Regions from separate parts of the Mus musculus genome. Here region 2 is linked to region 1. A link is a loop called in an ENCODE intact Hi-C map of the cell type or tissue named here. Cell type or tissue: left cerebral cortex. All regions are shown on one strand. Each heading gives the region's core, and the rest is flanking DNA. Links, peaks and the distances in the headings are about the cores only. Region 1 overlaps Ksr1 (kinase suppressor of ras 1). Region 2 holds the start of Gm11201 (predicted gene 11201).

The links. A loop is a pair of places that touch in the nucleus more often than their neighbours do. Peaks named below come from ENCODE experiments on the same cell type or tissue, not always from the same donor. Only the 100,000 strongest peaks of a DNase experiment are listed, where the experiment ranks them.
Region 2: it touches region 1 in a loop (2.2-fold over the local background); 6 of 42 quality-filtered maps call a loop at or near these places.

Annotation. Positions count from the first base shown.
Region 1 is chr11:79,073,917-79,090,246 of GRCm38, reverse strand. It overlaps Ksr1 (kinase suppressor of ras 1), which reads left to right. Exons shown (of 19, transcript NM_013571.3): 2 at 15,761-15,901. Among named protein-coding and RNA genes, the nearest start is that of Gm11201, 58 kb to the right of the region's middle. In left cerebral cortex, for the core only: no CTCF peak of the experiment used is centred there; DNase peaks (open chromatin) are centred at 7,094, 8,704, 9,076 and 9,986.
Region 2 is chr11:79,021,930-79,038,259 of GRCm38, reverse strand. It overlaps Ksr1 (kinase suppressor of ras 1), which reads left to right. Exons shown (of 19, transcript NM_013571.3): 7 at 25-108; 8 at 1,512-1,573; 9 at 1,659-1,765; 10 at 4,877-5,042; 11 at 9,177-9,231; 12 at 9,737-9,785; 13 at 10,461-10,843; 14 at 12,921-13,017. Gm11201 (predicted gene 11201) reads right to left here and starts at 14,663. Exons shown (of 6, transcript NR_045873.1): 1 at 14,544-14,663; 2 at 10,590-10,739; 3 at 10,005-10,151; 4 at 7,527-7,613; 5 at 7,120-7,399; 6 at 3,255-5,817. In left cerebral cortex, for the core only: a CTCF peak has its summit at 7,585 (motif pointing left); DNase peaks (open chromatin) are centred at 7,133, 7,548 and 9,939.

The DNA of each region.
Region 1 (16,330 bases), core at 5,347-13,346:
TCTCCTAGCTTGTCGGTGAGTGGGGAACGCTATTCCTTTCACTATAGCTTACTTGCTTTGTGATGGAGGGGTTGGGGACATGCAGGCAGGGCAAGCTCTCCCATTGAGCTACAGCCTGCCCCCCCACCCCCACCCCCACCCCCACCCCCACCCCCTGCTCTTTTTACATTTTAAGTCATTGTTTCACTAAGTTGCCAAGGCTCTTCCTGAATTTTTCACCCTCCCTGTCCTCCTAAACAGCCTGGAGTACAGACCTGCACCCCTGGGCTTCCTGTAACTTCCCTTTGACGTGACTCCTCCTGGATTTTCCCTGGCTTTCCAGGATCCCTGGCAAAGCTGTCTTTTTCTGTGAACTTGTTCTTGAAATCTCATTGTTCCTCAAAAGGAGAGAGAGAGAGAGAGAGACTGTGTCTGTGTGTGTATCTGTGAATGTGTGTATCTCTGTCTCTGTGTATATGTCTCTGTGTGTGTGTATCTCTGTGTGTGTGTCTGTGTGTACATGTGTGCCAAAGGAGGATGTTGACTGTCCTGCCCTATCTCTCCGTCTTCCTCAATGGAGACAGGGTCTTGCTGGACTGGAGCTAGGGTGGCAGCCAGCAGCTGCCAGGGACTGCCCTGTTAATTCACTTACTGCAGCTTCTTATACACTTCACAGGGCCACTGGGGCCAAGCTGGGTCCTCACGGTTGTGCAGCGAGCGCTCTTACCCGCTGAACCATTCTTCCCCACTACACACTGTGTGCTTTAACTCTTTCTCCTTCGGTTCCCCCCCTAAGAGCTTCTCTCGTGGGGCCCTCTCCTATGTCCTTTCTCTTAAAGCCAATTCCTCTGACCTGCGCTGAAGTCAAGGTCTTTATGGTTTTTTCTGCTATCCACCCGGCATGGCACAGAGAAGCCAGAACTAGCCTCTGTGGGAAGGCCTGGCTTGGCTCCCCTACACAGGACACAGGCAGCCCACCACTTACCCTAGCACACTGTGAAATAGTCAGTACCTGGTTGACAGTTTGACATGTATCATTACCAGCAACAGCCTTGCAGAACCCGCCTGTGTAATCACAGTGTTCAGAACACAGAAAGGCTGGGAGAACAAGCTCCGACTCCTTCCCACTTGGCTCCCTCGTGCCTGCCAGCCTCTCCCCCCCACCCCCCTTCCCTCCTGCCTTCCCTTCCTCCCTCCCTCCTCTCTTCCTTACTTTTCTTTTAATTTTTTTTCTTTAAAAATTTTAAATTATCATTTTATTTTGTTTGTGGGTGTTTTGCCAGCATTCATGAATGTCACCGTGTGTATACTTGGTGCTCACGGAGGCCAGAGGAGGGGGTCAGACTCCCTGGAACTGGAGTTACGGGTGGTTGTGAGCTGCCTTGGGGATGCTGGGAATTGAACCCCCAATGCTCTGGAAGAGCAGCCAGTGCTCTTAACCTCCGAGCCATCTTTCTAGCTCCACTTTCTTTTATGTGAGACAGTGTAACCAAACTCACCTTGTAGCCAAAACTGGCCTCGAACTCCTGATCTCCCTGCCCAGGGCCCCTGAGTGCTGGGATTCAGGTGTGCACCACCATGGCCTGCACGGTCTGGCCAGAACCTGTTTTGTCCCTGACAATGGTTTTCCTCATTTGTCATGTGGATCCCTTCTCTGCCGATGTCACTTAACACAACTGTGTGTTGAGATGTGTTCTGTGGTTCTGTCACAGTTCGCCCTGTGGTTTTGTGGTCACCTTCTTCGCATGGCTCCCAGGCTGTGGTCCTTAGGTCCGTTCCCTCATGAGCAGCCCCGAAAGGCAAGGCCTTGCCCTCCCTCTCTCTCCTTACTAGCTCTTCAGCCGAGCCACAGACAACCCACCAACCACGGTAGCCTTCCTCCCCCTCCCCTCTCGCCTGTATGTATGTACCCCATGTGTCTCTTGTAGCCCCCCCTCCCCTCTTACTTGTCTGTACCCCCATGCATCTCTTGCTTCTGGTTTCCTAGTATCTTGTGTAGCAACAGATTGAGAAATGGCTTCCGTTTTCAGGAAGAAAACACAAGAGCTTGAGTGCACAGGAGGTCAGCTCTGAGTACAGGCTCATGCTCTGCAGGGTCAGAGCCTCCACCCTGCTTCCCCTTGCTCAAGGGTGCAGCCCTGCAGGTCAGAGGAAGCCAAGCCTTTGGAGGGATCTCGGGGGGCAGCCGGGAAGGACCAGTGGCAATGGTTATATGGGTTTGGTTGTAAGCACTTGGCTCCATCTTCTGCCTCATCCCAGCTTCCTCTGCTTTAGGGGGAAATCCATTCCTAGTGTCTTCTTGATGACTCTTTGGGGGACACTCCCTGGGCTGTTGAGATGGGAGCTGCCTTCAGCCTGACCTCAGCCCCGCCTCTCTGGAGTGGCTAGGAGCAAGCTGAGAACTCCAACTAAGAAGCCTGGCTGGCACAACAGGGTGACATCATCTGGGTTCTCCTCCTCCTCCTCCACTGGCTACCTCATCTCTGAGTCTGACTTGCATCCCTACATGAGACAATAGAGTACTTCAGTAAATTAGCACTCGGATGCTTTATAGATCAGCCCTTGATCTGTGACTTCAAAGTAGCTGAGACAGGCATGGTGGCACACTGCATGCCTATAATCCCAGCACTTTGAAGGCTCAGGCAAGAGAACTGAGAGTCTGAAACCAGCTTAGGTAGGCTACATAGTGAGACTCTTTGTCTTGTAAAAATTATCTAGCAGGGCTGGGAAGATGGCTCAATCAGAAAAATGTTTGCCACGCAATGGTGGGGATCTGAATTCAGATCCCTAGCACCCACATAAAGAGCTTGGATGCCAGAGCTGGGGAGACAGAAATAAGAGGATCCTGGTCCTGGGGCCTCGCTGGCTGGTGAATTCTAGTTTTGTTGAGAATTCCTGTCTCAGAAAGAAGATGAAGGACAATAGGAAAAGGCACTCGACATTGACCTTTGACCCCACATGTGTACACATACACAGACACAGAAAGGTACACACAGCTCAGGCACACAGGTAGCTGGCAGAGCAGCCATCACTCACACATGTTACTTTGTTAGGGCAAATTTTCCTGCCAGTCGCCCCTGCTGGTTGGCCGATCCTTGTTGGAGCCATCTGCACAGACTGGAGGACAGAAATTACATGAGCTGTTGTTCTCTGGCTGACCTGGTCGTTAGAGTTTGGATCCGGGTCACGTGGGACTAGCCCTGGGCAGGTGTGGCTCCTGTGCTGCCTTATAAAGCGGGGTGACCCGAGGTGTGTGTTGCTTCACCCTGTGGGCCACAGCGCTTACAGCCCACAGCGCTTCTGCTTGCTCTGTCTGAGGTCTGAGTGTGGATGAAAGGATCTGACGCAAGGACATGTGCACATGCGTGTATCTCAGACGGTTACCCCCAGAAGGCTGAGCCAGTCCACAGCGTGCCTGCAGTCTGGATGGTACAGGAGGCCCCCAGTCTGGTTCTTTCTGCCCATGGATGGGAAGAAGTGAACTCCGGTTTCCAAGCACCCCAGAGGAGGAGACTGTGCTGACACAGGGGGTTGAAGCTGATGTGTTCTCTTCAAGGAAGAGAACAGGCCTTCTGGAAAATTCTGGGCACTCCTGGTCATGTGGCAGAGCAGCTGCCTCCCTGGGTTTGTGCATCATCAGTGATGTATCAGTGTGTATAAGTGGAGTGGAATGGCCCCAAGGGTCTGTCCCCAAGGCAGGGGTTTCGGCCTACTAGGTCAAAGACAGGAGGAACAACACAGGGTGTTCATTAGTTATGTGCAGAGGGTGTTTGCTGTGGCAAGGACCTGACAGAGTGGTGTTGGATTCAGTTTCTTCACCTCTGGGTCCCATTTCCTGGTGATCCTCATACCAAGATGTCCATCATTTGCCTCCTACTAGCAGGTGCCCCAGTTTCTGCCATCCGGCGTTGTGCTGGCTAGTTTTATGTCAATGTGATACAAAATAGAGTCATTTGGGAAGAGGGAACCTCACCTGAGAAACTGTCCCCCACCACATTGGCCTGGGGACAAAGCCTGTGTTGAATTTTTCTTGGCTGATGATTGATGTGGAAGGACCTAGGTCACTGTGTGCAGTGGAAGGACCCAGGTCACTGTGTGCGGTGCCGCACCCAGGCTGGTGGTCCTGGGTGCTATAAGAAAGCAGGCTGAGTAAGCAAGCGATAGTGAGAAAAGCAGTAAGCAGCATCCCTCCATGGCCTCTGCATCAGCTCCTGCCTCCAGGTTCCTGCTTGAGCTCCTCCTGCCCTGACTTGCCCAGATGATGGACCCTTACCTGGAAGTGTAAGCAGAAGTTAACCTTTTCCTTCCCAAGCTGCTTTTGGTTATGATGCTTTATCGGTCCTGTGGTAAAGCAGATGGCCAAGGCAGATACACTGCCTCTGCCTCCTTTCCCGGCATGAGTTGCGTGATCTCTGGCTGCTTGTCCCTGGCTCATTTCTCTCTGGAATGGAGATGCTGCCTGGCATCAGCGTTGTAGGGAGAATCACATGAGTTATCTGGGGGAGACAGGGAAGACAGCCCTGGGAGTATCCAGCTTTGTGGGTGCCTGGAGCCTACTGGTTTCTTGGGGGGCTGGACACCCACAGCATATTTACTTTCAAATGCACCCCCCCCTCTTTTTTTGTCCAGGCAGAGCTCCTCTGGGGTCACAGGTGTATGTGCATATCTGTGTCAGTGTGCTACCCCAACCTAAGCCTGGAGAACAGCCCCTGTTCCTGCCTAGGGCAAGGCCACTTTGGCTTGCTCCCTCAGGCTCCCTATGGCTGGGTAACACTCATGGTTTGTTGGGACTCTCCTGCCCCGACTCTGTTTTACACACACTAGCTTTGCTACTGCACTGTTCCTGAACTCCTGGGAAGAGAGTAAGCCTCAGGAAAGCATCCTTCAGGGTGCGAGTGAGTCAGCTGGGCCGGCCTCCCCTGCACTTACCTACTGTCAAGGAATGCACTGCCCCCCCCCCCCGTACCTCCTCCCCCCTTTGTAGATAAGGAAACTAAGTGTGCTCAGATAGCTGATCAACAGCAGAGTGCAGTGGTCATGTGAACCCATACCTGCAGGACTCTTAGAATCAAGGGCTCCTGGCTGGCCCTCCCAGAACACTCCTAGCCAGAGCTCTGTCTGTAGTCTCGTTGTTCTATGAGCCTTCCACCATCCCCTGTTGCCTGGTTAGTGAGCACAGTTGCAGTGGGTGCTTGGGGCTGAAAGTCGGGCCCGCAGCCTCCTGGCTTCTGCTTGATGGAGTCAGTGGCCTTGCTTTCTTTCCTGACATATAGCTGACAACATTGCACCCTTGCAGTTCCGTTCTTGGGCTTCTGTTTATTTTTCATGTCACCTTCCCCTTCCCTTTAGCTGCCTGATAAAACTGCCCCACCATGTTCTAGATATCCCCCTCCCCACCCACCACTGATTTCCTTTCTCTGCCCCACCCCAACAGCAGAGCATGCTATTCCTAATGGAGAAGATTCCAACTAGTTGAGTGGCCTTCACAGGTTCCCTTCTGAAAGAAGGGGTGATGGCTTTGTCCAGGCACCCACAGCTTACCACATAGTAACTCTGCTTGGGACTCAGTGTTTTAGTCTCTCAGCTCAAAGCCATGCTTTCCTCTGTGTGTGTGTGTGTGTGTGTGTGTGTGTGTGTGTGTCCCTCCACCCCATTCTGTGGGGACAGGAATGCATGGAGACAGAGCTAAGTTCTGACAAGTGGCATGAGGATCAATTGAGTGCCCTGTGTGTGAAGCGTTTTAACTCATCGAGGGTGTAATACATGACCATAAACACTGTCACACAGCAGCTGGTCATGTCATTTTGGTCCCATCGTAGGTCTGTCTCAGAGGCCCTGTTCAGGCCTTGGGGTGTATATACTCAGTCCATGGAGTGGCACTATTAGAAGGCGTGGCCCTGTCAGAGTTGATACAGGCTATAAGACCCTCATCCTTGCTGCTTGGAAGTCAGTCTTCCACTAGCAGCCTTCAGATGAAGATGTAGAACTCTCAGCTTTGCCTTCATCATGCTTGTCTGGATGCTGCCATGCTCCCGCCTTGATGATAATAGACTGAACCTCCGAACCTGTAGGCCAGACCCAATTCAATGTTTTCCTTTATAAGACTTGCCTTGGTCTTGGTGTCTGTTCACAGCAGTAAAACCCTAACTAAGACAAGGTGAACCTCAGATTGTAAATGGGGTGTAGGTAGGAGCTCATGTGCACTTGTGCTCAGAACCAGTTGCTCTCCTTGTCCCACAGGTAACTGCCACATGGGACCACAGATCAGTAAACCAGATCCTACATTTGGACACAAGCCATCAGAAGTCCACCCTGCTTCCCATCACCTGGTTCCCTTGTTAGGCCTTTTCCATGATGCTTAAAGCTGCAGAGGAGGAGGGTGGGGATGTGAACGGGGGTTGGGGGGGGGATCCACAGCATGCTAGCTACTCAAAACTCACACCGACATTTTGGCTGCCTGGAGATCTTTTTCCTCACTTAGGACAGAGGAAGTGAAGGGCCAGACAGTCTGTCAGTTGTCCGAAGCCACAAGTAGCAGCAGATGGAAGTGAGACATGAGCTTGGGGCTGTGCGGCTATGAACTCTGATGGCTTTTACAGTTAAGTTGGGGAAAACTGTCTCCCCTTAGCAAAGAGGGGTGGACAGAACCAGTGTGACAGGCTGGCTGGAGAGGGCAGTCTCTGTTTTCAAGTAGAGTACAGGGAAACACCAAGTTTTGCTTTAAGCAAGCACAGGCCCCCTCTCCCTGGTAGGTAAGGCAGGTGCTGTGTTTAGAAGCGGGGTGATGGGAACCTGGGCTATTGAGTCTGCAGTCTGTGCCCTGCCAGGTTGGTCCTTTGGCAAAAGGCTTCCCCACCGCAGAACACACAAAGTGCCAAGTTCTAGTAAATCAAACAGCCACCCGGGCTCCATGTGGTTAGCTAATTTGTTCTGAGCTTCAGTGCTAAGCTTCCTGCATTCCAGAGCGCTGGTATGCCAGAAATGCCCGGGACGAGCAAGAAGGAAGTCTTATCTTTATAGTAAAAAAAAAAAAAGAATGCCAATAGAACATCTCTTGGATCTGCTTCTTCATTCCACCCACTCTGCCACTAGCTAAATTACCGTTTGTTCCCATCTTGTGCTGAGTTGCGGTGGGGTCCTTCTTCCTTGATTTTCCCGTCTCTGCTTTCTCCACGCCCACTTCAATCTGTTCTCCGAGTGGTTTCCAAAATGACGATGATCATTCAGAAATGCAAATCAGATCACATTCCTCCGTGTACATCCTACCCCATACCTGCATGACGGCAGCTATTTTAATGCTGTGTTCTTCCAAGACCTTGTAGAAGTTTCCAGAACTTTCTAGGACATATAGGATCCAGTCTTGTCCTACACCAGCTCTGCTGCCCTTCTCTTCTTGGTCCTTTCAGATCTCCAGCTATCTCCCCTGACCCTATTTAAAATCTTTTATGACACTCATCTTTGCTCATAGGGTGCCCCCACACATACCTAGCATGGCCCCCCATCTTTCCGTCAGTATGTGCCATGTCCCTTGCTCCATTTTAGGGGTGCCCTCCTCTCTGATTCCTTGTAGGTCCCAGACACCCCTACACCTCACAGTTGGGCCAGAGTATCCACCAACCTCTGTGCATGAGGAGGAAACTGATTTCTTCTAAGTGTTGCAGGTCTGGTGAACTTCAGACAAGTATGTGGGGGAATTTGAACCAGGACACAGGTGTGTCTGAAGACCTGATGTGTGCGTAGTACGTGACCTGTTGTCCCTCCTCTCAGTTTCCCAACAGAAGTACAAAGCACCAGGGACCTCTGTGTTAGTGATATGTTAGTGACCTGTGTCCACGGAAGCTTCTGTGTCATGGACGTTCATGGAACATGACATATCTGTTCTCTGCCTCCTCTCCTGTTTCCCAGCCAGGCACGCCTATGGACACATCCCTGGTCCCCAGTGGATCCTGGGAACCATGCTGCTCATGACAGACACCATACCTGACTCTGGAAGGATGCGATTTAACTATTGAATGAATGAATGAATGAATGAATGAATGACAGCCACACTTCTCTTCTTGCCTCCGTGGGCAGTCACTTCAGGACATGGGAAATGTGAGGATAAAGTGAATGCTTGCTCTCTCCCGATTTAGTCCAGGTTGTCTCTGAGGCTCCCCAGGAGTGCAGGGACCAAGAGCACAAAGGCAAGGGTTTAGGGGTCAGAGTAATGAGGTAGGACAGGAAGCAAACCTTGGAAAAACAGTCCCGGGGCAGATCATCCACAGACTTTCCAAGGCAAAGGCTGCTTTGCAAAGGCCAGAGAAGTCTTGTTGAGGCTCACAGCCTCTGTGGAGAATAAGATTGGGTCAGAAGATGTCACCGAGAAGTCAGATCCTTGGCTATCTGTCATCCTTGCCTGGCTTACACTTGGAGTTTCTCAGCAAGCCCCACTAAGTGCTTTTGCGCAAGCCATTCTCCTTCCTGGCTTCAGTACATAGTCTCAGAGTGGTTAGACCTTGTGATGTTATCTGGGGATAGTGCTGCTCGCACGGAGGAGCAAACTGGCTGGAGCGTTTCAAGGGCAGGGTCACTGCACCCCAGTGGGCGCCTTCACGCGCCAACAGGGCTAGGGAGCATCGTGGGGTAGACCCTTGCATTTACAGCTTAGGACCAGGTCACAGAGTTCAGCCGTGGCAGATGTGGACAGGGGAGTAAGCTTCATGCGCCCAGCTGTGGCCACTCTCCGCCAGCCAGCCCTCCTTGGGAACATCTCCACTGTGGTCTGGGGCAGACTTGTTTGTTTGTGTTTGAAGTTCCCCGACTTGGAGTTTGACGTCAAGGCAGGATTGCTTGTTGAGAGGCTTGCAGGGAGGTTGTCTCTGTAAAAATTCATGGGCTGGCAGCTTCCCCAAGGAGCCACCAGGGAAGGTTATTGCAAAACCCTTAGTGTGGGGTCACTGGTGTTCTCTCTGCTGCCTACCTCTCCATCCCTGGCTGATGGTCTCACTCTGCCCTTCTACTGCTAATGTCAGCCCTTCTGAGACCCTTGCAGGGTTTGATTGAGAGCCAAGGGCCACCTCTAGGGCCAAGTGCTGTGGTCAGCCCGTGCCTGTGTGTGGAGCCAGCATCTGTGTGGCAGTCCCCCGAGCCCTCCTTGCATTCCCAGAAACTGTTTTGCAACATGTTGGCCACAGAAGTCGGACCAGAGTACTTAGCCAGCTGGGCTGGCAGGATGTCCCCAGAAGCATCCAGCTTTGGAGAGATGGAAGCTGGAAGGGAACATTCCCTGGGCAGAGGGGCAGCAAGGAGGGACAGTGGCTTTAGGAACCATTGAGCTGTGCTGGGTGTAGTGGGTCATGACAGCTTTACTGACTTCCAGAGGTTAGAAGGATGCAGAAAGGAATTTGGTTGTAGCAAGAACTGCTATGGACATCCACTTAATAGTGTGTGTGTGTGTGTGTGTGTGTGTGTGTTGCTAACCATGTGGGAGGAAAGACAAAGGGTGCTGGTGAGCTGGGACCTAGTCTATTGGCTAGAAGATATGCTAAGACTTTAGAAGGGTAGCTATGGGTACTGGGCAGGGGAATGGCAGGCTTAACTAAATTTAGAGCTGATTTGGGACCAGGGATCAGGTGTAGCTCAAGGGTTATTGCAAGTCAGACCAGAGATGGTGATCTGTTTGTATGAACAGAGCCACTTAGGAGATACGCGAATGCTGTGGCTTTTATGCACAGGTCCTGGTACAGTCTGGGTATTGCTGGATTTGGGTCACAAGTCTTTCTCAGTGCTATCCCCAGTGTGAGTGGTCAGCCCAGCTGAGCCCAGCTGAAGTATCAAGGAGTCAATATTTTTGGAGATTATGTGGGCCTTGGGGGCAGAGCACCAGACTAGGTCATTGCTGTAACTATGTGATTCAAAAATTACAACAAAGTTCTTGGTGTTGTCATTCGTGAGCTGGGAATAGTAAAATGTAGCTCCGTGTCACGTGGGCTTAGCATGTGCTGAGTGACTGTGAAGAGCTTGTCGTTCTGCTAAGGCTGGTATGGCAGGCAGGTGTCCTTAGCCTGCGAGTGAGCCAAGCCAGCTGCTCAGCAACCCCAGCTCAGCATAGCTTTGCTGTTCTAAGCTTAGTTTTGAGTAAATGAGCATCCCAGCCAAAGCAAGGGAAGGGAACCGGGAGGGTGGTCCAGTGGTTAAGAGCACTTCTGCAGAGAGGACCTGGCACTTCTGTAGGACGCTTCACAGCCACCTTTAACTCTAGCCCCAGCAGATCTGACACTCCCCAGAGACCCCCATGTACATATATGAACACAGACACAAACATGTATACATACATAAAAATAAGGCAGGTGTGGTGGCACACACCTTTTATCCCAGCACTTGGGAGGCAGAGGCAGGCGAATCTATGTGAGATAAAGGCCAGCCTGGTCTACAGAGTGAGTTCTAGGCCAGACAGAACTACACAACTACAGCCCGATTTCAAAAGAATGAAGAAAAATAATAGAATCTTTTTAAGTATGTAAGAGTCTGTAATGTTTTTTAGTTTCTTGTGCTTATTTTGTGAGGGGAAAGATACTCTACTATTATGGCTAGGACTGGAGTTGTACGATGACTGGAATGTTACCCCAAAAAAGATCCCTACCTCCAAAAATTGCCATTGAGAATCCAGCAAGAGGAGTTAGGCACTATGTAAACGGGGGCATGTTTCCTACTGCCAGGTTTGTAATTGAACACTGACACAATTTCATGATTTTCATAACCCAGGGAGCCTGCCTCTGAATGACTCTGGCGTCTGCCTCAGCCTGTTCCTGCCGTCCATTGGCCCCTGTATATTCCTACATCAATTACATCTGCTACCGTAGACTTAATCTCCTGCCCTGTATTTGGACATGGAGCCTTGGGCCACAGGGTTGCCCTGCAACAGGCAACATCTGAGCCACTTTCCCAGTCCAGCTCTCTAGTTTATAAGTCTCCTATAGAAGGGACTTCACAATCCTAGGCCCTGCAACTTTAGGGTGGAGCTGATGTCATTTGCAAGAGTCAGCTCTCTGGAAAGAGGTGCTTTTTGTGGAGGTACCAGAGGTCCTTATGCCTCTGTGCACTGAGTTGTTCTTGCTGGCTGAGCTGAAGTGTGATACTCACAGGCTCTTGTTCCTTGAGCACTTGCTGTGTCCTGGGTGTTGGAGAGAACACTGGCAGAGGAGTCCACAGGGAACAGGCAGATAGGGAAACTGATCCAGTCTGTGCCACATGGGCGGTGGTATGGGGCCACCTGACCTGGTGCCTCCCTCAGAGGACAGAACAAGGGCCATAACCAGGTAGGTTGGATGTTGGAGATAAACAGGAGGCTTTTGAGGATCCTTGCATGTGAGGAGTATGTTTCTCCATCTGACATCAGCCAGTCCCCCAACAAGGGCTGCTCTGCAGCCAGCCTCTCTGTGCAAAGCCCGTAAGTGGCTTAATAATAGCCTCAGAAGAGCTCCAACTTCCAGATCAGCATGGCCCCAGGATTGGCCATGACATCTAGACACCCTATGGGGTTCATATAAGATACATTTGTTCTTGGTGTCTTCTCTTTGAGAGGCTTGGTCTGGGTCATGCCCAGAGCAGTGAGGGTGTAGCAGGTAACGTGTGAGCTTGATCAAAATTCTCACGTACAGGTACTCACCTGGGCAAGCAGCATCCCCACGATCTATGCCCTCCCAGAGCAGTCGTACTGTCTGGTGCCAAGGGGAGAGAAGAAACCAGAGGTATCTAGGCAAGCCTACTTTTGGCCTTCCTATTTTTGAAAGTAAAGGAACCTGGGCCCGGGAAAGTGGCTCTGTCAGCAAAGCGCTTGCTGAGTTTGGATCTCCAACACCTCTGTAAAAGCTGGATCCAGTGGTGTACATCTGTAACCCCAGTGTTCAGGGGAGAGCAGGGACCAGTGGCTCTCCCTAGCTCATTGTCCAGCCAGTCCAGCTGAGTCAGTGAGCTCCAGGGTTAGTGAGAGATCCTGTCTCAAAAAAAATAAAGTAGAGAAGTAAATTGAAGACAAGGGTCTGCCTTTGGCGCTAAGCACGGGTGTGCATACTTGCACAGAAGTGATATCTCTACATACTTAGAGGAACATAGATCACAACGCACATTATGCTTAAACATTCCTGATCTGTTATCCCAAACATTATTCTGTGGTCAACATTAGCTATCATTGCCTTTAGCTCTTACCCCAGAGAGGGGGGTAACTCCAGAGATGGGCAAGCACCCCACTGCTATAGTCCTTGCCATTGAGGTGATGAAAGAGGACCTGAAGACCACCTGGCAAGGATGCTAACCATCACTGAGCAAGCATTTCCCTGCTCAGGCAATTTATTTGGTGTGGTCCCCCATCCCACCCCCAGGGTCCCATGTGGCTCAGGCAGGTGTCACACTTACTGTATAGCCAAAGATGACGTTGAACTCTTCTCCCACGTGCTGGGAGTACAGGTATCCACCACTGCCCTGGCTCAGGCTACACAGTTTCGCCTTTCAGGTTCATCAACCCTATTGTGACTGAGGCTGGCACTGGGAATCCCTTGACTGTGTTTTTCCACAGGGAACTGAGGCAGCGAGGGACTTTATGGCCAGCCTGTGGTCTCAGAGCTGAGTCTTCCCTCATGTCCCTGTGTCTTTGTGTGTGTGTGTGTGTGTATTTGGTTGGTTTGGTCTGGTTTGGTTTGGTCTAGTTATTTTGAGACAGGGTTTCTCTGTGTAGCCCTGGCTGCTCTTTAACTTAGAGATTCACTGACCTCTGCCTTCTGAACGCTGGAATTAAAAGTGTTCACCACCAAGCCTGGCTTATTTTTGATTGCGTGCGTGCATGCGTGCATGTGGGGGGGGTGGTATGTGCATATGAGTGCTTGTATCCTCACAGGTCAGAGGCTTGGGATCCTCTGGAGCTAGAGGAGCCCCAGACAATTGTTAGCCTCCTGGCATGGGTGCTGGGAACTGAACTCAGGTCCTCTGCAAGAGCCCTAAGCGCTCCTAACTGCTGAGCCATCTCTCCAGCCCATATTTACAATATTTTGAATGGACAGGATTTAGTTCATTGACAGTTCCACCCAAGTAGAGCTAACAGTCTTCCTCATGCCCAGGTGGTCTTCAAGGGTGGCCTGAGTAGCTTGCAGTTACACTGTGGGACTTGCATTTTTCTTGCCAGTTCCAAATATTCTTGTAGGTAGTTCAACAGTTCCACGTGTCGCTGCATTTCCGAGGTTGAGGCTGAGCCCCGGGGCTTTTCTCTAAGATCTTTGATCCTAACTATCAAAGCTCGGAGCAGAGAGTGGACCTTAGTGAGTGCTTGCTGTATACAGGACCTGCCAACTTGTTTGTGGGCTCACCAGAGCTTTTACACTGTGTAAACCTGGCTGTGTGGAGAACAGTGGGGCAAGTACTCTTGATGCAAATGGCTGTCAAGGTGGGCAGACCGAGGCCCTACCTGTGGCCAGCATCCTAGCGATGACGTGACGACTCTTAGCTCTGTAGGCGGCCACCCCGCTGGAACCTCTGGTGCTTTTAAATTCCGGAAAATGCAGATCTTGTGGGTTTTGTGGCAAAGAGGAAATGACACCATCGATGTGAGGTCCCCTGGCACACCCCCTGGGCTTGGCTGGCAGGCCTGCTGCGGTTTGTCTCAGAAAGTGGCCGTTTGGTGCTTCCGAGACTTCACTAACTTTCACAGAAAGTGAGAGCAGCCCCATCTCCCTGGGATGGGAACCCTAACACGCCAGCTGCTGCTGTTTTGCTTGGGCAGGATAGAGCACTGCTCCTCAGTAAGTGAGTTCACAGGAGACAGCAGCTCCAGGACCCCAGAGCTGCCAGCAGTCATAGCACAGCAGGGACTTGCCATGTTCCTCACTCAGCTCAGGCCCCATTGGCAGTGTTGCACAGCCCTGCCCCTGGCCTGCTTTGCGATACTTAACCCAGAACTCCAATATCTTTATATCCAATAAGGTATAGCTTGGTGGTAGGGTATGGAATGAGTGTGGCTGTGAGGCCCAGGCCATGTGCCAGGCTTCTGGGCATCTGATGGTACTCAGAGATGCAGACTGGGCATCTGATGGTACTCAGAGATGCAGACTAGACCTGTGGCTATGCAGAACTTGTAACCTAAAGGAAGAGAGCCAGACCAGCTGGAAGGACTGACAGTCACCTGGGTGAGGGCCTAGAGGCTTCCCGGAGGAAGGAGCGCAGACGCCTAGCCTAGGTCCAGGGATTCATGGCAAGAGGGTCATTGGCACAAAGATGAGCGAGGGGCTGAACATGGCTTGGGGAAGGCAGACAAGTGGAACTGGAGACCCTCAGACTAGCACTTCCCCACATCAGTTGGCCACAGCCAAAGTCCTATGTAAAACAGGTGTTATTAATCATCCCCCAGAGGTCCAGCCTGTGGGCCCCTCTCTGGGATGGATGGCTATTATTGACGATACTGTTAACATTAGGAGCCTAGCCGCCTCTTTCATCAGTGTGGAAAAGGGTAGTTTTGAGTTCTCACAGCTATCTGATAAGTAGGCCTGCCTCTGGTCAACCCTCAGAAGGTGTGGTTTGCAAGCCACTTATAGTGGAAGAAGAGACTGAGTGGAAATCCTGAGATTAGAACCCTGGGCTTTCCTTCCTCTGCCATTGGGAGCCCAAGTCACACCCAGGTGCAGTACCGGGCATGAGGGGGCAGAAATGGGTGAGATGGATACAGGCCCTGCCTTCATGGTGGGGCGGGGGAGCTTAACATGTTACTTGTGGGGGTCCTATATTCTAGTTCAGTATACTTAGTTCAGGCAAGCTTTTGCTGTTTGCTGTTTGGGAGAAATATTGAAAGTTATAGTAGCCTGGTCTCCACGAGTCTCATATTCACTAGATACCCCGGGCTTTCCTTGTTCTCTCTGGTTGCTGGTGCCCTCCCCTCTGTGGACCCTGCTGGGTCGCCTCAGCTGGAGGAGCCTCCTCTTCAAGCAGTTCCTAGCTGTGCTCTCTTTTGTGTCTTGCCTCTGCTCTGTGTTCCTCAGTGCTGGTCAGAACTCTGTGCTTGACCTGGGTCAGTCTGTCCTTGTTCAAGCTTATCTTGCTTGAGCCTTTTGAATGCTTTGGACATTGTTCCCTTGGGAAACACCAGGTCCATGTGTCTGGAATTTTCTGATATCCTTTCATTTAAATCCCCAATAGCTTGTGTGGAGACTCCAGTCCAGTCCCCTCCCAGTCACAGCTACCATGTTGATGCTTTTCTGTGCAGTGATGGGCTGAGAGCTTATCTCTTAAACTCTCTGAGGGAGGCTCTATTATCATTATCATCACACACACACACACACACACACACACACACACTCACTCACTCACTCACATATGAGGGAAGACCCTTTGCCCCAACCCAGACTGTCTAATCACAGTTGGAAGGTTGCCCCATCTTTCCAAGTTTCCCTTCATAGCCCTTTCTTGTTATCAGTTATCCATATCTGTGCCCCAAACAGGAAGGCTGGCTTCTGTTTAGCTTGCTCCTATTCTGACTAGTCATGACCCTTCCTGTTGCAGGGCTGGTTTTGAAGGCAGTGTAGTTGGCCGGCCTCAGCGAGGATGGAGCTCCATGCTTGTGGCCAGACTCTCCTAACTCCTCTACCTATGTGTAGTCTTTCTTCACCGTGAATAACAGACAGCAAGAGGGTTCCCCATGACCTACCATCTCTGTTCTCAGCATCTCCGTGGCATCTGCCTGAGCTCCCCCCAGAGGGCACATGGCTGCCACGTGCTTGTGCTCCCCATAAAGGTGACCTTTTCTTTGCTGGACTTCCCACAGGCAAAGCTGGTGAAATACATTTGCAAGCAGCAGCAGAGCAAGCTTAGTGTGACCCCAAGCGACAGGACCGCCGAGCTCAACAGCTACCCACGCTTCAGTGACTGGCTGTACATCTTCAACGTGAGGCCTGAGGTGGTGCAGGTATGTGGCAGAACCCAGGCCAGGGCAAGAGGGATGAGCGGGGACCACATCCAAACTTGAGAATGGCTGAGATGGAGGTGGGAAATGCTCTGCTCTTGGAAAAGGGCAGAGGATGGCATGCGAGCTGGGAAACAGCAGCAACCAGGAGCAACCCAGGATACCTGTGGCTATAGCAAGTGCCCCAGGTGCCATTGCCACATAAGCTGGGATAGCCCCACTAAACTGGCCATTCATTTGATCATCATGACAATGACCTTTCCTGGAATTCTTGACTCTATGGCTGTGACATTGTAACCTTGGGGCTAGAGAGATGGCCCAGAACTTAAGAAGAGCAGTTACTGCTCTTGCAGAGGACCTGGGTTCAGTACCAGGACCCAGGACCCACACAGTGGCTCACAGCCATTTGTAACTTCAGATCCAGGGGATCAG
Region 2 (16,330 bases), core at 3,139-11,138, 50 kb after region 1:
CACTTACGTTTCTACCCCCTGCAGGTTCTCCACAAAGTCATGGTTGTCACAGGTGTGCAACGTGTGCCAGAAGAGCATGATTTTTGGCGTGAAGTGCAAACACTGCAGGTGATGAGCAAGGGAAAGCAGGTCCTTGTCCTTTATAAGGGCCCTGTTATTTCATTCTTGGCCTCCTGTCACATCAGAGTGGAAGGACTTCCTCTAACCCATTGGTCACAGTGCCACTGGGCATGCCAGGTGCTCGAGACTCCCTAGGAGGCACCCTTAGAAGAAAGGAGTATTTGAAGTGTGTTTGGAAGGAGGAAGAGGAGTTCCACTAGAACTGGCTCTAGGTAGAGTGAGGTAGAAATTCAAAGGCAAGGAAGGGAGGGAGGACTCCTGGGATCCGAAGGAGTTCTGAAGAGATGGGCTACCGGGTGGGTGGCGGCAGAAGCAGAGTTGCCTTATGACGGGGCAGAGTGAGGGGGGATGGCGGTTTGATACCAGCCCAGCTTTGCTTCGTCGTAGCATATGGTTCCCGGTGGGAAGGGACATGAGTAGAAACAGTGAGGGCTGACAGTTCGTCATCTGCTATCTGGTTGCCCACACGCCTTACAGAGGGTGTCCTGGAGTCTCAGTTCCCAGCCAGCCCTTGCCCTGATGTCGCTGTGTGACATGGGGTAAGGCACTTGCCCTTTGGGGGCTATGTGTCTACCGTGTAGACTTCTGGGAAGTTGGCCCCTCATTATCTGAGCTGCCATGAGTGACTATTGGGCTATTGTCAGGACTGAGGCAGTAGTCTCTTGCAGGTCAGCCTGACTGATTGTGTCCTGATGACTGTCCCTGGCCTCGGAGGAGCTGCTGGTCATTTGATTATAAAGGAGATCCTCAGCTCCCATCCCGATGTGGCCAGCACACGGTGGCCCCTGAGCCCCACCCTGCTGAGCCCTACACTTGCAGTGGTAGAGCAGCAGCCTTGAAACCCATTTCATTAGCAGGAACACTGAGACCTGTGGGTTCTTGGTTAGACCCAGACAGACTGTGTGGCCAGTGCCTGAATGAGGACACCCTTGGGGGCCCCAGGGTCCTTGATCTATAGAACTATTCTTAAAGATCAGATACGCGTCCAGCTTGCTCAGATGGAGGAAGTTCCCTCTTTAAAAGCATGGGAGACAGGGCTGGAGAGATGGCTCAGCAGTTAAGAGCACTGGCTGTTCTTCCAGAGGATATGGGTTTAATTCCTAGCACCCATGTGGTAGTTCACAACTGTCTGTGACTCCAGTTCCAGGGGATCTGACATCCCCGTACAGACATAGGCGCAGACAAAAATATCAATGCCTATAAAATAAAAATCATTTAAAAAAATGCAGGGGAGGTATTTGTGGGGCCGGAGACACCAGCTACAGCATGCAGGGCGCCCCACACCTTGGTGTTGACACTTGTTGAGAGCTTTGGGGAAACCGAGGCCATGGCAGAGTTGTCTGGGCGACGCTGGGGTGCCTGTCAGAGCTCTGACTCTGCCTCCTCTGCAGGTTAAAATGCCATAACAAGTGCACAAAGGAAGCTCCCGCCTGCAGGATCACCTTCCTCCCACGTGAGTACTCCCCCTCTCCCACCCCCAGGAACCAGGGTGCATCCCACGGCATCCGTTCCTCACGGACCCCCTCCTTTCCAAACAGTGGCCAGGCTTCGGAGGACAGAGTCTGTCCCGTCAGATATCAACAACCCAGTGGACAGAGCAGCAGAGCCCCATTTTGGAACCCTTCCCAAGGCCCTGACAAAGAAGGTAAGCTGGCGGTGCCCCGTGGGAGCACTGCCAACCCCAGCCTTGGATTCCCTCCCTCAAAGCAGCCCCCCATCAGGCTCAGTGGGGAAGTGGGACACCATGCCACAGTCCGAGATCTGCGGCACAGGCAGGGTTGAGACACTCCAGGGGTCCGAGACTCATGCACGCATGGGTGGTATGGAATGGGAATAACAGGGCTTCACGCATGGCCACTGGGGTGAGGGCTGCGAATATCTGTGGCTCCTTCTTTTGCCACCTTCCCCCATTTCTTTTGGCACAGATGTCCCCAGAGATGGAGGCAGTGCTGTCCCCTCCTGCACATTTCTGATATCTGCATTGTCTCCTGGATGTGTTAGACAGCCGGAAGCATCAGTGTGGGTTACTGGGTGCACGAGCAGCCTGTAGTGTAGCCATTGCTGCCCAGTCTATGGGTGTCACTAGCTCAGGTCATGTGTATGCCCAGGACCATGCAGCCTGCTCTGTGGCCCACATGCTGCTGCTCCTGCTTAGGTCTGGTGCAGCTTACAGGGATTGGAGGGGCCGGGGAGGTCTAGAGCCTTGGCATGGGAGCAGAAAGAAGAGGGTGGTGTTTAGTTGGTGCCATGTTGGGGCAGCCATCCTGGCCAGCAGCGCCAACTTCAGTTCTGTGAGTTTCAGGGGACATTGCATACCCCAGCCTTTAAAGGTCTTGCAAGAGAGAAACTTGTTATTTGTGGTTTGGCCCTGTTTTGTCTAAGGAGTTTCTTTCTGCTTCAGAAATACTGGCATTGGGCCAGACCTACAGTCCACCTAACCCAGAGAGTCCCTGGACCCCTCTTGGGCCTTTTGGTCTTTTGGTCTGGTTAAGTCTCAAAGCAAGATCCCAGGCATTGTTTGGTCCAAGCAGGTCTATGAAAGATGTGAGCAAATATTAGACACCTGCTATGTACAGCATACTTGTCTTATTGCAAGTCCACACAGTAACCTTCTGGCAAAGGTGATGATGTATCCACTGTGTGGCTAAGGAAATGGAAGCTCAGAGAGGTCAAGGAAGTTGCCCAGAGTCACCCAGCTAAGAAGTGATAAAACCCTGATGGGACTCCCAGACAGCCTGCATCAGACCTGGTTCTGTCTAATGAGGTTGAAGGAAGAAGACTAAGCCTCGGCTTCCTCCCCAGTTCCTGCCACATTGACCCTGGGCTTCCCTGGGACCATCCTGACTACTGCAGACCATCTATCTGGCTCTGTCCTCATGGGCACAGCCAACCAAGATTCATATTCGGAATCTGCTGGTGTACAATCCCCCATCACCATAACTAGAAACCCCCCCCTCAGTTTTTCATCATCATTATAATTAGAAATATCATCTTCCATAGGTAGAAGGTAATTGATAAAATAATGTCACTGGGGTTGGAGAGATGGCTTAGTTCATGAAGTGATTGTCATGTAACTGTGGGGACCTGGATTCTGATGCCCAGCACCCACGTACAAAGCCAGGCATGAGAGTCATAACAGCTTAACACCTTTAATCCCCGTACCCAGGAGGCTAAGGCAGGCAGAGATCCCGTGAGTTCGTGGCCAGCCTGATCTACATAGCAAGTCTCAAGCCAGCCAGGACTGTATAGGGAGACCCTGTCTTTAAAAGAAATGAACAGAAATGGAACAGAAAGCTAGATGTGGCGGTGCACCTGTGGGTCTAAGTACCAATCAAGTGGAGGCAGGAAGACCCTTGCTGATCAGCCGGTCTGGCCACATCAGTGTGTATCCTGCTCAGTGAGGGCGCCTCAGAAAACAGGGTAGAAAGTGTCTCAGTTTCTCCGGGCACATGAAGACACATGTGTTCACACATGTACACATACCCAGATGTCATTAAAATCCAGAAACCACTTCATCCTGACTAGAAGCCATGCCTGACCAAGACTTGAGCCTGCCGTCTGCATTTTTGCCAGAGGCAGCTGGACAGGAATTGATGCTGCGGTGTTGTGGGGGTGTTGTGGGCCCCTCCTGCAGAGAGCTGGGAGGCCAGTGCTCCCTGCTCTGGCCCAGTACCATCCCTGCTGGGGCCTGAGGTCTCCCAGCAAGCAAACCTGTCCAAACCCTGCCTGGAACTTTAAGCTTCCTCTTTATCCTTCCACAGCTCCCAATATTTCTCCCTAGCCGGCAAGCCATCTGTTGGCAAGCTCTGGCTAGCCTGATCTAATTTAGGTGACCATGCATGCTTGTAAAAGAAATGGCGTTAATAAGTCACGGGGGTGTGAACTAGACCTGCCCACTGATCACTTCCTGGAATCTCTCTTAGAAATTTCTTTCTAGCTCTGGGATTTTTCCCCCTTTTTTGGGACAAGCTCTCATGTATCCCAGCCTGGTCTGAAACTCACTTTATGGCCAAGGCTGACTTTAAGCTTCTGAGCCTCCTGCCTCAACTTCCTCCTGAAGCACTACGCCCAGTTTATGCGGGGCTGAGATCAAAACCAGACCTGGGGCAAGCATCACACCAGCTGAACCACATTGCCAGTCCTCAGTTCTGGAATTCTTAACTCTTCGAGACAGCGGACAACATTGGCCCAAGCTGTGGCCTCTTCCGGAGTTTTGTGGGGTTTTCTGAGTTCCTTGACACTAGGACAAGATCACAAAACCACAGACTCGATTTGCTTCCTGCCGAGGGGCCTGAAGCTGCATAAATGTTGGTCACAATATAAATTCACTTCATTAAGAAGGTGCCCAGCTCAAAGCCAGGCGGGTGCTGGGGCGGGAGAGATGGTCAAACCACCCTCGGCTGTCAGAAGCTGACATAGGGTCCGTTACGGTGCCTGGGTGCGGAAATGCTGAGCACTGTGGAAGGATGAAGAGGAAGAGTATAGTTCAGGCAGGCTTCAGGCAGGCTTCTGGGGAGAAGAAGGAACTGCAATGAGAAAGATGGGCAGGAATCCTTTAGGAGAGGGTCTCTTAAGTGTCCTTCCATCGTATATTAGTCCCAGATAATCTTGGGGCTTCAGAATGGGCCCCCAAGGATCTCCTGTTCCAACCTCCACCTGTAGAGATGGAGGGGGTGGAAGGAGGGCGGGCGCCCCAGGTGGCAGAGGCTGAGTTGAGCTTGCAGCCTTGCTCATCTCCGCATCTCTGGCCTTGCAGGAGCACCCTCCAGCCATGAACCTGGACTCCAGCAGCAACCCATCCTCCACCACGTCCTCCACACCCTCATCGCCGGCACCTTTCCTGACCTCATCTAATCCCTCCAGTGCCACCACGCCTCCCAACCCGTCACCTGGCCAGCGGGACAGCAGGTTCAGCTTCCCAGGTACCACACCTCTGGGCTTTTCTGGGTCCCGAGGGATACCTTCAGATCTCTCCCCATCTCCCCCGAGAGCTGAGTCGGCAGAGCATCTGCTGAGCATAGGATTAATGCACTTCATACAGATGAGGACGCTGGGGTTAAGGAAGGAGGAGTGGCTGGCCCAGCAATGTACACAGAGCCTGGCTTCTTAGGATGACCCGGGATGCCAGCCTGGGCTTGGCGTAGTTTCTGCCCGGCATCATCCTCTCTCAGAGCTGATGTCTGAACTTGAGAGTGTCGTGATAGGCAGCAGGGAGCAAGAAACCTACAGTGCATCTGTTGCATACCCAGTTCTGTGCCTGGGTCTAGCTACGCAAAGACGATCTCACATCCCTTCCTGTGCCACCCAGAGACCATAGGGAATTAAAATAAGGTGGTCACCACTGAGCAGGTGAGGATTCCGGGCCCTGGGGCAACCCTGGAGGAGCAGAGCTGAGCCCAGCTGCCCTCAGAAGCTATGCTCAGATCCCGGTTGCCCCGGAACTGCTGGAAGAGGCCAGGATTGCATTCCTGTCTTACCATTGGTTCTGGTCAGCCACACTGGGCTGCCCTGTCTCCAGGGTGCAGAGCAAGGCCCACTTACCTACATGGCACTTAGCTGTCACCTTGGCAAGAGATGTCAAACCTCAGTCCTGGGCTTATCTGGTCTTTAGTCCTAATGGGAAATGCTGCACAGTGATGTTCCTGTTTGTTGTAGCCCACAGGATCCAGATCAGTCCCATCACTGGTTCCTAGAATTCTAAGCCCAGAAAGACAAGAGTACCACCACACCCCTCAACCCTTCACCTGGCTAATGAGACCGACACTAACCCTATATACAGCCAGCAGCTGGCCAAGCAGCCTCTGGCCCATTGGGGACTTTGGGACTTCTCTTGGGGGTGGCAAGGGGTAGGACTCTTCCGTCCCTTGTTCTTGTGCCTTCCTTAATATGCATGTGGCTGGATTGCTCCTAACAGTGCAGTGAAGTTTGTGCCCTGCGTACCACCCCACCCTCTGGTTTAACACAGCCACAGCCCCTGGATTCACTTCCTTTCCTGTTGCTCTGCCTTTACTCTCTGAACAAGTTCTGTTTGCTAAACCATCTAGTTTGGGTTTTCCACAGAAGGGCCAGTTTGAAAAGCAAGGGACACACACACAAAAAAAAGTCTTTTTTATTATATTGATCGGACCCTTTCCACTAACACAGATGACCCATAAAGGAGATGGGTTTCCTTCATCCCTTATGCAGAAGTGTCACCTTCTCCATGATCATAGTGGACTCACAGACAGATCCCTAGGGAACTGAGAAGGCTTGAACCCCTCCCACCACCTACCTGTCCTGTGCTGTCCAGGATCCTCATAGCTGTCCTGCACAGGAAAGCCTGGGCAAGCTCATATATCTCCCTTGTTCAATAAGGCACTGAGGGGTTAACTGCCTCCTCAGTCCCCAGAGCCTTAGCATGGAGTAGAGCCGAGGTTGGACTCTCCTAGAGTTCCAACTTCTTGCAAGGCCAAGGCAGGAGAATGGGGCCCATGTGTTTGAAACCAGCCCAAGCAAGATAGCAAGCATCTCAAAAACATAAGCAAGTGGTATGTCATGGTTCTAAGTCTGGAATCACAGCACTTAGCCCGATCCAGAACTCAGGCAGTGAGGTTAAGCTGTTTCCGGGCGGGGCCAGACTGAAGGGAACGAGGCTTTTCTGCACACACCATTGAACCTTGTCAAAGCCACTGATCTCCCTACTCTACCTGAGCCTCCTGACTCAAGGACATCTTTCTAGAATAAACCTGGTCCGAGCTTTTCCCCCATGCGCACTGGCCAGGGCTGTGCGGCTAGGGAACCACCGAGCTGGTGTGCTGCCGCCCCATCTCTAGTGCAGCATCACCACTCGGGGCTATCCACGCCCCGACTCTCTCCTAATTTGGGTCTCTTTCCTGGATGGCTCCACCTTTTCTCACCAGAGCCCCTGGGGCAGAGCCGCCTAAGCCAATAACCAGTGCCTGCTCCCCCCAAGCCCACGCCCCCCCTCCTCCCGCGCTGCCTGTGCACTGTGTGACTCACCTCCTCTTCTGTTTAAAGCTGCCTACTTCATTCATCATAGACAGCAGTTTATCTTCCCAGGTGAGTCTTCTGCGTGGGTCCACTAACTGCCCCTTGCTGGGACCCTCTCCTTCCCGCCGGGTGCCTTCTCCCCACACGTTTGAGTCCACTGCAGCTAGGCAAGAGGTTGCGAAGTCCTGGAGGTGTGGACCTTCATGTGGGCAGTACCTTGCTGGATGGGACTCTGGAGTCTGTCCATCCTCCCTAGTCTTTTACAGGGAACTGGTTCAGGGTCACACTGCTGTGAAGTGATAAGAGACAGATAAGAAAGCAGAACTCACACATTTGCAGAATGAGGGAGAGGAACTGCTTGCTGATGGTGCCTGGTGAATAATGAACAAGGCAAAGCCAATTAGGGAGAGTCTTACAGGCATTGGCATCTGTCAGCTGGCTTTGCCTTTCCCAGCCTTAACACACAGCGCCCCCTGCTGGCCGTCACTGGAACTACCTTCTCACTGCAGAAAGTTTGAAGAAAAAAAACTTTCATTCAATAAGGCATGGATTGATTCCCTCCTACAAAAAAAAAAAATCTATTTTTGCACACCTGTGCATTTGGCCATACTTCTTCACCTTCTGTCTGTATAGGATCAATGCTTTTCTCCTCCCGCTGGAAATACAGTATTTCCACACAGTGGGCTTTAGCTGACTCTAATAGTCTTTTTTTTCCTCTGGTTTGCCAAGACTGGAAGACTCAGTATTTGGGTATTCCAGGCCTTTCTATCTCCCAGATCAGCTCCATTCAGGAACTGAGTTGGAGCATTTGGCAACCCTTATCCCTGTAACGCTACTTGGGTGTGATCGCCAGCTGTCACAGCTTGGGAGATCCGCCCCTTTTGTATGATCCCCTACCTCCCAAGAGCCTTCCTAGTTACCATCTCTAGGCTATGTATACTAGTGTTCCTCCCCAACCGAGGAGCCACAGTGCTTTTTCCTGAATGGCCTGTTTTGTCCTGAAGGTGGGCGTAGAGCCCCATATACCAGTTGTAACAGGGACAGGTAGGAACAGACTGCACAATGTACTCTTAGCTTCCAAGAGCAGGTGTGAGGCTTCCCAGACGTCCGCCCACACCCCCACTTCCTACACTTCATCTAAGGCATGTGTAGCTTCTGGAATGTTCTGAGCACGTGTGGACATGCTGGCCTGGTAGTCTAGAGGCCATTATAGCGGTAGCCGGAGAGGCTGGAGATGTTTCTGAGGCCCGTGGACTCCCAACACTGACCAGGATGTCAGGCACATGTGTGCGTGCCCCGTTAAGAAGGCCCACAGCTTCTGTCAGAGTTTGGTTCCGCGGGCTGAGAAGGAAGGTTTTTGTCCGGGCAGGGGAGGGACTACTGACAGCTTGAGCAGTTTCTACTAACTGATCCTCTTTGTTGAAAGAGGGGAGCACTGACCCCTACCACCACTCTTCATGTAGCACTTCGCCTCCACTTTTGAGGGGACCATCTATTTCTGGTGCCCTAGAGGCGGGTCTTTATGCTACAACTAGACTACCTAGGGTCAGGGGTCAGCCTCAGCTGCCTGGCCTGGAGCCTCCTGGTACACAGACTGAATTCCCTCATCTTACCCAGAGCTATGGCACTAGCCACCCAATTGGGTGACCCGCAGCTATATACCGGATGTCGGTATCACAGGTGTTATCAGGTGCCATAGAGCTGCCGGCTCTGCCACTAGCTAGGCAAAGGGGGTCCCTACTTTAAAAAGTGACAGCTAGCCCTGCTTCCTACCAGAGGTAGTAGTGTTAGCTTTTGTCACTTGCAGAATCATTTGGGCCCAGGGCATTGGTATTAATTATTGGGGTCTCTCTAGAGTCACTCACGTGGAGCCTCTGCCAGGGGCAGCGATGTAGACCAAAGGCTGTAGACTGAGTCTGTGGCAGCTTACAGAACGCAGTAAGCTCCTGGTGGAAGTGGCCTGAGGAGCAGCGGCAGCTCAGGAGAGAGGGGGTGCCCTGGTGTGCCGGTCTTTGGGGATGAAGGCAAGCTCTCTCTCACTCTGCTCCTGTTCTTTTTTCCTACAGACATTTCAGCCTGTTCTCAGGCAGCCCCGCTGTCCAGCACAGCCGACAGTACACGGTATGAACCCTCCCCAGCCATCTCCCAACCCACCCCTAAATTTCTGACCCTCTGAGCCTGGGAGTCAATCGCCTCCTGGCAGAACAGTGAGCCCTGAGTGGGGCTGGGTATACAACGGCAGCAGGCTTGTGGCCCTCGAGGGAACGGAGGTGAACAGAGACTAAACATAACCCCTGCCTCTGGATCCCCTCTCCATTAGGTTTCCTTGAGCACTTGGCTCCGGGTCGCTCAGTTCTCAGCCAGTGAAGTAGGTCTCCCAGAGGGTGCAACCACTCTGAGGGGTTAGATGACACGAGTTAACATAGCAAGGATGTGATAGCCAGGTCCCAGAGGCAGGAATGTGGGGCCCTGCACCAAATGCCCACCCTCATCCTCACCCACTCCAGTCAGCCTCCTGCCTGAGTCCCCAGCATCCACATTGCCTTATCCGCCCCGCCCCCCCCCACCCCCCCCCCCCCCCCCGCCCAGCCCAGAGTCTCCTTGACAAAGCCCATTTCACTCTTAGGCTCGACGACCAGCCCAAAACAGATGTGCTAGGTGTTCACGAAGCAGAGGTGAGTAGGAGCACCATGTATGAGACCCAAGGTAGCTGCCCCGTGTCCCCTCCTTAGGGTGTACAGGGTAGGTGGAAGGCATGGGGGAGGAGGGTGCTGAGCCTGTTGCGGCTGGTGTGGGTAGATACGCGCATGGGAGAAGAATGTGAAGTGCAAGCTAGGGAACTCGCTGAAAGAAGAACCTTTCTATTCTCCTGTTCTCACTCCCTACCCACAGACCTGGGCCTGGGAGCTAAGTCAGTCAGCCTGGGGTGGGAGTTGGCATCTCTATGCTCTCAGAGCTTGATAGGTGAGTTCTGATCCCTGCCAAGAACCGCTGTCTTCATCATAGTCAGGTGTGGTGATGCACGCCTGTAATCCCAGCTCCTGAGAAAGTAGAGGTCAGGAGAGTCACAAGTTCCAAGTCATCCTCTGCTACATAGTAAGTTGGAGGCGAGCCTGGTCTACACGAGCCCCTGTCTTAAAAAGAAAGAAGCCACTGGCTTGGCCTTCAAATGGAAACATGAACCAAGCTTGGGTCTCTGCAGTGCAGCGCAGTGAAGGCAAGGAGCATGGACATCAGAAGCTGTGTGTTCAGACAGAGAGGACCAGGAGGCCAGGGTAGCAGGCGTGGGGGCGCCTGGCCAGCACTCCAGGAAGAAAAGACCCAGACTCCCTCCCTCCCTCTTCCTTCAGGCTGAGGAGCCTGAGGCTGGCAAGTCAGAGGCAGAGGATGACGAGGAGGATGAGGTGGACGACCTCCCCAGCTCCCGCCGGCCCTGGAGGGGCCCCATCTCTCGAAAGGCCAGCCAGACCAGCGTTTACCTGCAAGAGTGGGACATCCCCTTTGAACAGGTGGAACTGGGCGAGCCCATTGGACAGGGTCGCTGGGGCCGGGTGCACCGAGGCCGTTGGCATGGCGAGGTGGCCATTCGGCTGCTGGAGATGGACGGCCACAATCAGGACCACCTGAAGCTGTTCAAGAAAGAGGTGATGAACTACCGGCAGACGCGGCATGAGAACGTGGTGCTCTTCATGGGGGCCTGCATGAACCCACCTCACCTGGCCATTATCACCAGGTAAGCCACCCCTTCTCGGCCCGTGAGCGGCATATCCTTCCTGTCCCTGCAGCCTGCTGCTTTCTATGAGTGCCCCGGGGAGTGTGGAAGGGTTATTAGAGAGAGGACGAAGAAAGGCAAAGATGAAGCATCGTTTCTGCATCCACACGGGACCACTGACGAACATCAGAGCTGGATGTGGCAGCGCACACCTGGAGTGCTAACACTTGCAGGTTGAGGCAGGAGAATCTTGAGTTTAAGATAGCCTGAACTACTCAGCAATACTCTGTCTCCCATCCAGATAATAATAGTAATAGTAATAATAATAGTAATAGTAGTAGTAATAGTAGTAGCAACAATAATAATAATACTACCAACCACCTCTGGGCATAAAGAAAATCCCAGTGCTCTGAAAAGATAGAAAGCAGATTCTCCGCTCACACCACCTTGCATGAGTGCTTTTTCCCAACAGAAGTGAGTGTGGTTAATCTCAATATTCTTTTCATTAACATAAAGCAGGTTGAGGACCTGTGAGACAGCTCAGCAGGTTAGGGTGCTTGTTGCATAAGCCTGTCAGCCTGATCGTGGTCCTCAGAACCCATAGTAAGGGAGACGATTCCCACAAGTTGTCCCCTAACCTCCATAGGCATGCTGTGGTATGTGCACACATGCACATACACACAAAAAATAAAAATAAAAAATAAATGCAATTAATTGTAAAATATATAACTAAATTGCGCTGGTTCACATTTTACTTCTGTCCGTTGATGGGAGCCTGAGGTCTTCTTGGTGTGCGTGCTGCTGAGGGAGGAGTGCAGTGCCTTGCAGGTTCAGCGAGGGCTGTGCTGAGCCATGCCCCAGCCAGTCCTGACAGTTCAGTGTCCTGATGTGTCTCACCTGCTTCTGTGCCTCACTTGTCAGTCCCTGTGGAAAACAGGGACCTTCCACAGAGCAGCAGGCCAGACTCAGAAACACTTGCCTGAGCCATTTAAACTGTTGACTTTTAAAATCAGAAAAAGGGGCTGGGGGGGAGAGCTTGGTGGGTAATAACACCAGTTGTGTCAGATCCTGGCACGAGGACCCAAGTTCAGATCCTGGCACTGAGGTTTATGGAGGGGTCTGGGGGCGGTGGGGGGCCCACACGAAGATAGCCTCTCAGTAGAGCTGTGGCTGTCCTGGAACTCACTTTGTAGACCAGGCTGGCCCCAAACTCAGATTCACCTGCCCCTGCCTCCCGAGTGTCAAGAATAAGGACGCACAACAATGTGCCCAGTTTTACACTTAGCTTTTGAAGTGGTTGCTGGGACCAAACTCAGGTCCTCATGACTCCATTCCAAGAAACCAAGAGAATCCTCTCCAACATGAGACACCCTGGACCTGGACCTGGACCCTGTGCTTTGGGGAAAGCAAGCAAACAACCCCACCCCCACCCCCACCCCACCCCCACAAACAAACAGCCGTCTTTTTCTTTGTTTTCCTTAATGCATTGAACAAGTAAAATTTGCCCTTGTTCTCAGAAGTAAAGAGGAACTGTGCAGTGTTGGATCACTGGAGCCCCCTGACCCATTCTATAAATGGGTCCCCACTCAGAGCAGCCCCGAGAGTCTCCAGGTGCCTGTGAGTGCCTGGCCCTGCAGCCTCCTCTGCCATCCACCCACCCTCTCTCACTCAGGCCTCCATTCCAGAAGAGCTTGGAGTTAGCGAATGGGGTTACACAGAGAGGAGCAACAGGACACTGCTCAGTTAGCAACAGGATGGGCTACCCTGGGATCTAAAACTAATGAAAATGATAACCTTGGTGATGAGTCCTAGAGACTCGGTGTGGCCTGCTGAGAGTCCCGGAGGCTGAGTTCTTCCCTGTGTGAGTTCTCCTGCCCCATGTGTGGATGGGATGGGAGTGTGGTGAGCTGTGTCGTGTATGCATGTGTAGGCAAGCTACAGCAGGAGTCCTGGTTAAAGAGCATGCCCTTTGGAGTGTGTTGGTTGGGATGAAGAACCTTCTAGAAGCAGGTGGTCGCAGTTCTCCTCACAGGTTCCATGGAGCTAGGGCAAACCTGTACTAGCTCCTGGCCTCTTACCCATTCCCACTACTCAACAGCTTCTGCAAGGGGCGGACATTGCATTCATTCGTGAGGGACCCCAAGACGTCTCTGGACATCAATAAGACTAGGCAGATCGCCCAGGAGATCATCAAGGTAAAGGTGGGGTTGAAGTTGGGGGTTCCAGCCACCTCTACAGGTCTTGGTCTTTCCGAAGACCATAGCTGCCTGTGTCAGGTGGTTTGTGGCTCTTCTATGTCCTAGCTGGGGCACCTCAGCCAGGGTCCCTGTCTCATCCAGTCAAATGCAGAACTCCACTGGGCAGGGGCTGGGGGGGGGGTGCGGGGGGGGGTGTTAATAGAACTGAATTAGCAGTGAGGAAATACTGCATGCTCTAAAGACAGTGTCACTCTAGCTGTGGCCTTGGGGAGGTTGTTTAGCCTCTCTGAGCCTCAGCTTCCTCCCCTGTAAATGCCAACACAACCTCTTTGATTAGGTCAGAGCAGAGACAGTGACATCATCTGTACAGAGAACAGTGTCATGGAGCTAGCGGGCTTGGTGAGGATTTCTTAGCACCAGCAGTGGGAAACAGTGTTTCACTTCAGGACATAAAAAGACCCAGGCTTTCTGCAACTTTGTTGTTATCCAGATCCAGGCGTCCCGAGAGCAGGCCCTTTTGTTCAGCACAGGCAGCTCTTTCCACTCTCATTTTAAAAATTAATTAAAGGGAGCCTCTCACTCATTGTTTAAACAACCTGTTATGAGGACTGGAGAGGCGGCTCAGTAACTAAGAGCACTTGCTGCTCTTGCAGAGGATCTGGGTTCGATTCCCAGCACCCATGTGGCGTCTCACAAGCATCCTTAACTCCAGTTCCAGGGGATCTGACACCCTCTTCTAACCTCCATGGGTACCAAGCACACACATGCTGCACATACATACGTGTAGGCAAAACACACATAAAATGAATGAATCTATTTAAAAAAAAATAGTAAGATAAAGCCAAGTGCTGTGAATAGAAATCATGAATTCCAGGGCTCAGAGCTGAGGCAGGAAGATTGAAAGCTTGAAACCAGCCTGGACCACATGGGGAAGGGAGATCACCATGTCTCCAAAACAGAAAACCTAGAACACCGAATCCAGCTTCCGCTCCTATAAAAGCCTGTCTGTGCTGACAGGCTGCGTCCTCTCAGGCTGGCCATGAATCTCAGTTGGTAGAGTGCTTGGCTAGGATGCACAGAGCCACGGGTTCAGTCCCCATCACCAGAAGCATTTCAGTGGCACACACCCGTAATCTCCACTTAGAAGGTGGAGGCAGGAGGATCACCCTTGGCTACCAAGCAAGCTAGCCTGGGCTACATGAACTCCTGTCTCAGAAAAGAAGATTCGCCCCTGGCAGCTGTGCTTCAGTTTGCCTTCTATGCCCCGCCCCCCACCCTGTTCCCTTCTCTGGTGCATTCAGTGTGTACGGATGTCTTTAGAAAAGATCATCACAGTGGCATTTGGGGACAAACTAGGGTTTCAGTCTGTCCCTTTCCCATGGTCACACTTATAGATTAAGCCGAGTCCAAAACCCCAAGGTGTCAGTCACCTCTGCCTGCAGTGTGGTCCGTGGTCTTTCACCAGGGACTCTGCTCCATCTCCCCACCCCGCACCTGAATCCTGCTGCTCCCCACTTTCGGACCTTTCTCAGAACTGGGAGCTGTCCTCTGAGTCACGTGACCCAAGGTGGCCAGAGTGGCCACTTGCAGGGCCCAGAAGGAAAGTGACGCGGAGGCTCTGGAGTTGCCTCCGCCTGCCTCTTGTCCCCCCCTGTTTCCTTCCTGCCGAAACCCCTCCTCTCCCCCCACCCCACAGGGGCCCCAGCTCACTTCCGTTTTAGAGTGATCTGAGATGCCTTGAGAGTCAGAAGTGGAGCAGAGGGACCTGACCTTCAGTGAGAGGCTTGTAACTTTGGGGATTGCCATAGAGACCCCAGGAAGCTCTGGGAAAGGACTGATGGTCCAGGCTCTGCTCCACAGCCTGTCTCTTCAGCCTGACCCTTCCCAGCTGTCACATCTGGTTTTTGTTTGTCTGGATGGTTATTTTGTTTTGTGACAGGGACTCGCATAGCCTCGGCGGTCCTCAAACTCACTGTGTAGCTGAGGATGACCTTAAACTCCTCCCTCCATCTCTCAAGTCCTGGGATTATAAATGTAACCCACCAAGCCCCACTCAATGTCTGTGGTGTGAATAAGCCTCAGAGAGGGACAGCTCCTTGTCCCTAGTCAGCCCACAATGGAATCTGTCACTGGGGCACCTGGGAAAGGCTGTGCCTGGTTTAGGAAATGGCAGTTATATTTTATAAAGTTTGGTTTGCACTTCAGTCAGAGTCTGGGGAAGGGCCTCTCACCGGAAGACAGGCCCGAGGGGAGGCTCCAAGCCTTGCACCCTCTTGCGTCTTAGAGCAGGATCCACTTGGGTTAAGCTCTTCTGATACTCCCGATACTCCCTGCAGTGGGTTTGTGTCTGGTTGATACTGTTTCCTAAAAGTGGCTTTTATGTTTCTAGGCATGTGACCCAAACTCCCTTATAGCCAGGGACACTTTTGGGAAACCTCATGGGGAGGCTGGGAGGTGGGAGGAGGCCACAGCCAGACAGGCCATTCTATCATGAGTGACAGTGTCTTGCCCCAGAGGTGTCCATGCTCCATTCCCTCTAGGAATCCTGAGAACTTGGGGATTAGTGCTGAGTAGCTGTGGCCTTAATGAGATCCAATTGTCAGGTCATAGGCTCTGTGTGCCTGACCCCTGAATGCTCACATGCTGGTGGGAATCACACACCACATTTCTCCTGGTGTGTGGCCATGGCCGCACAGTGCTAGCCTCTGAGTGGAGATGGAGCATGGAACTCAGACCTCAGGCTTCATCTGGGGTTCCTGCTACCATGACAAAGTATTAGATACAGCTCAACTTTAGATCTCACCCTGGGAATGAATGTGTCTGTTACCTGCTCTGAGAGCTGCCTTGCTGAAGGGCAGAATCCAGCTAGGCTCCGTATGCCCCAGCCCAGATGATAAGTCTCCTCTCCTCTTCCTCTTCCTCTTCCTCTTCCTCTCCCTCTCCCTCTCCCCCTCCCTCTCCCCCTCCCCCTCCCCTCCTCTTTTCTCCTCTCTCTCTCTCTCTCTCTCTCTCTCTCTCTCTCTCTCTCTCTCTCTCTCGTGTGTATGTGTGTGCAGTGGGGGGAGGAAGATGGGAGAAAAGAAGCAAGGGAGAAAGGGCTGGGACTGTACATGGTTGGCAGTTATGTGTCATAGAGGCCCAAAATGGGCCCTGGATTCTTTGGAATAAGAGTTACAGATGGTTGTGAGCTACCCTATGTGGGTGCTGGAAACTGAACTCTGGCCCTCCGCTAGAGAAGGAAGTGTTCCTAACCACTGAGCCATCTCCCAGCCCCGGTCAATTATTTTCTAAGTCAGTAATGCTGAGTACT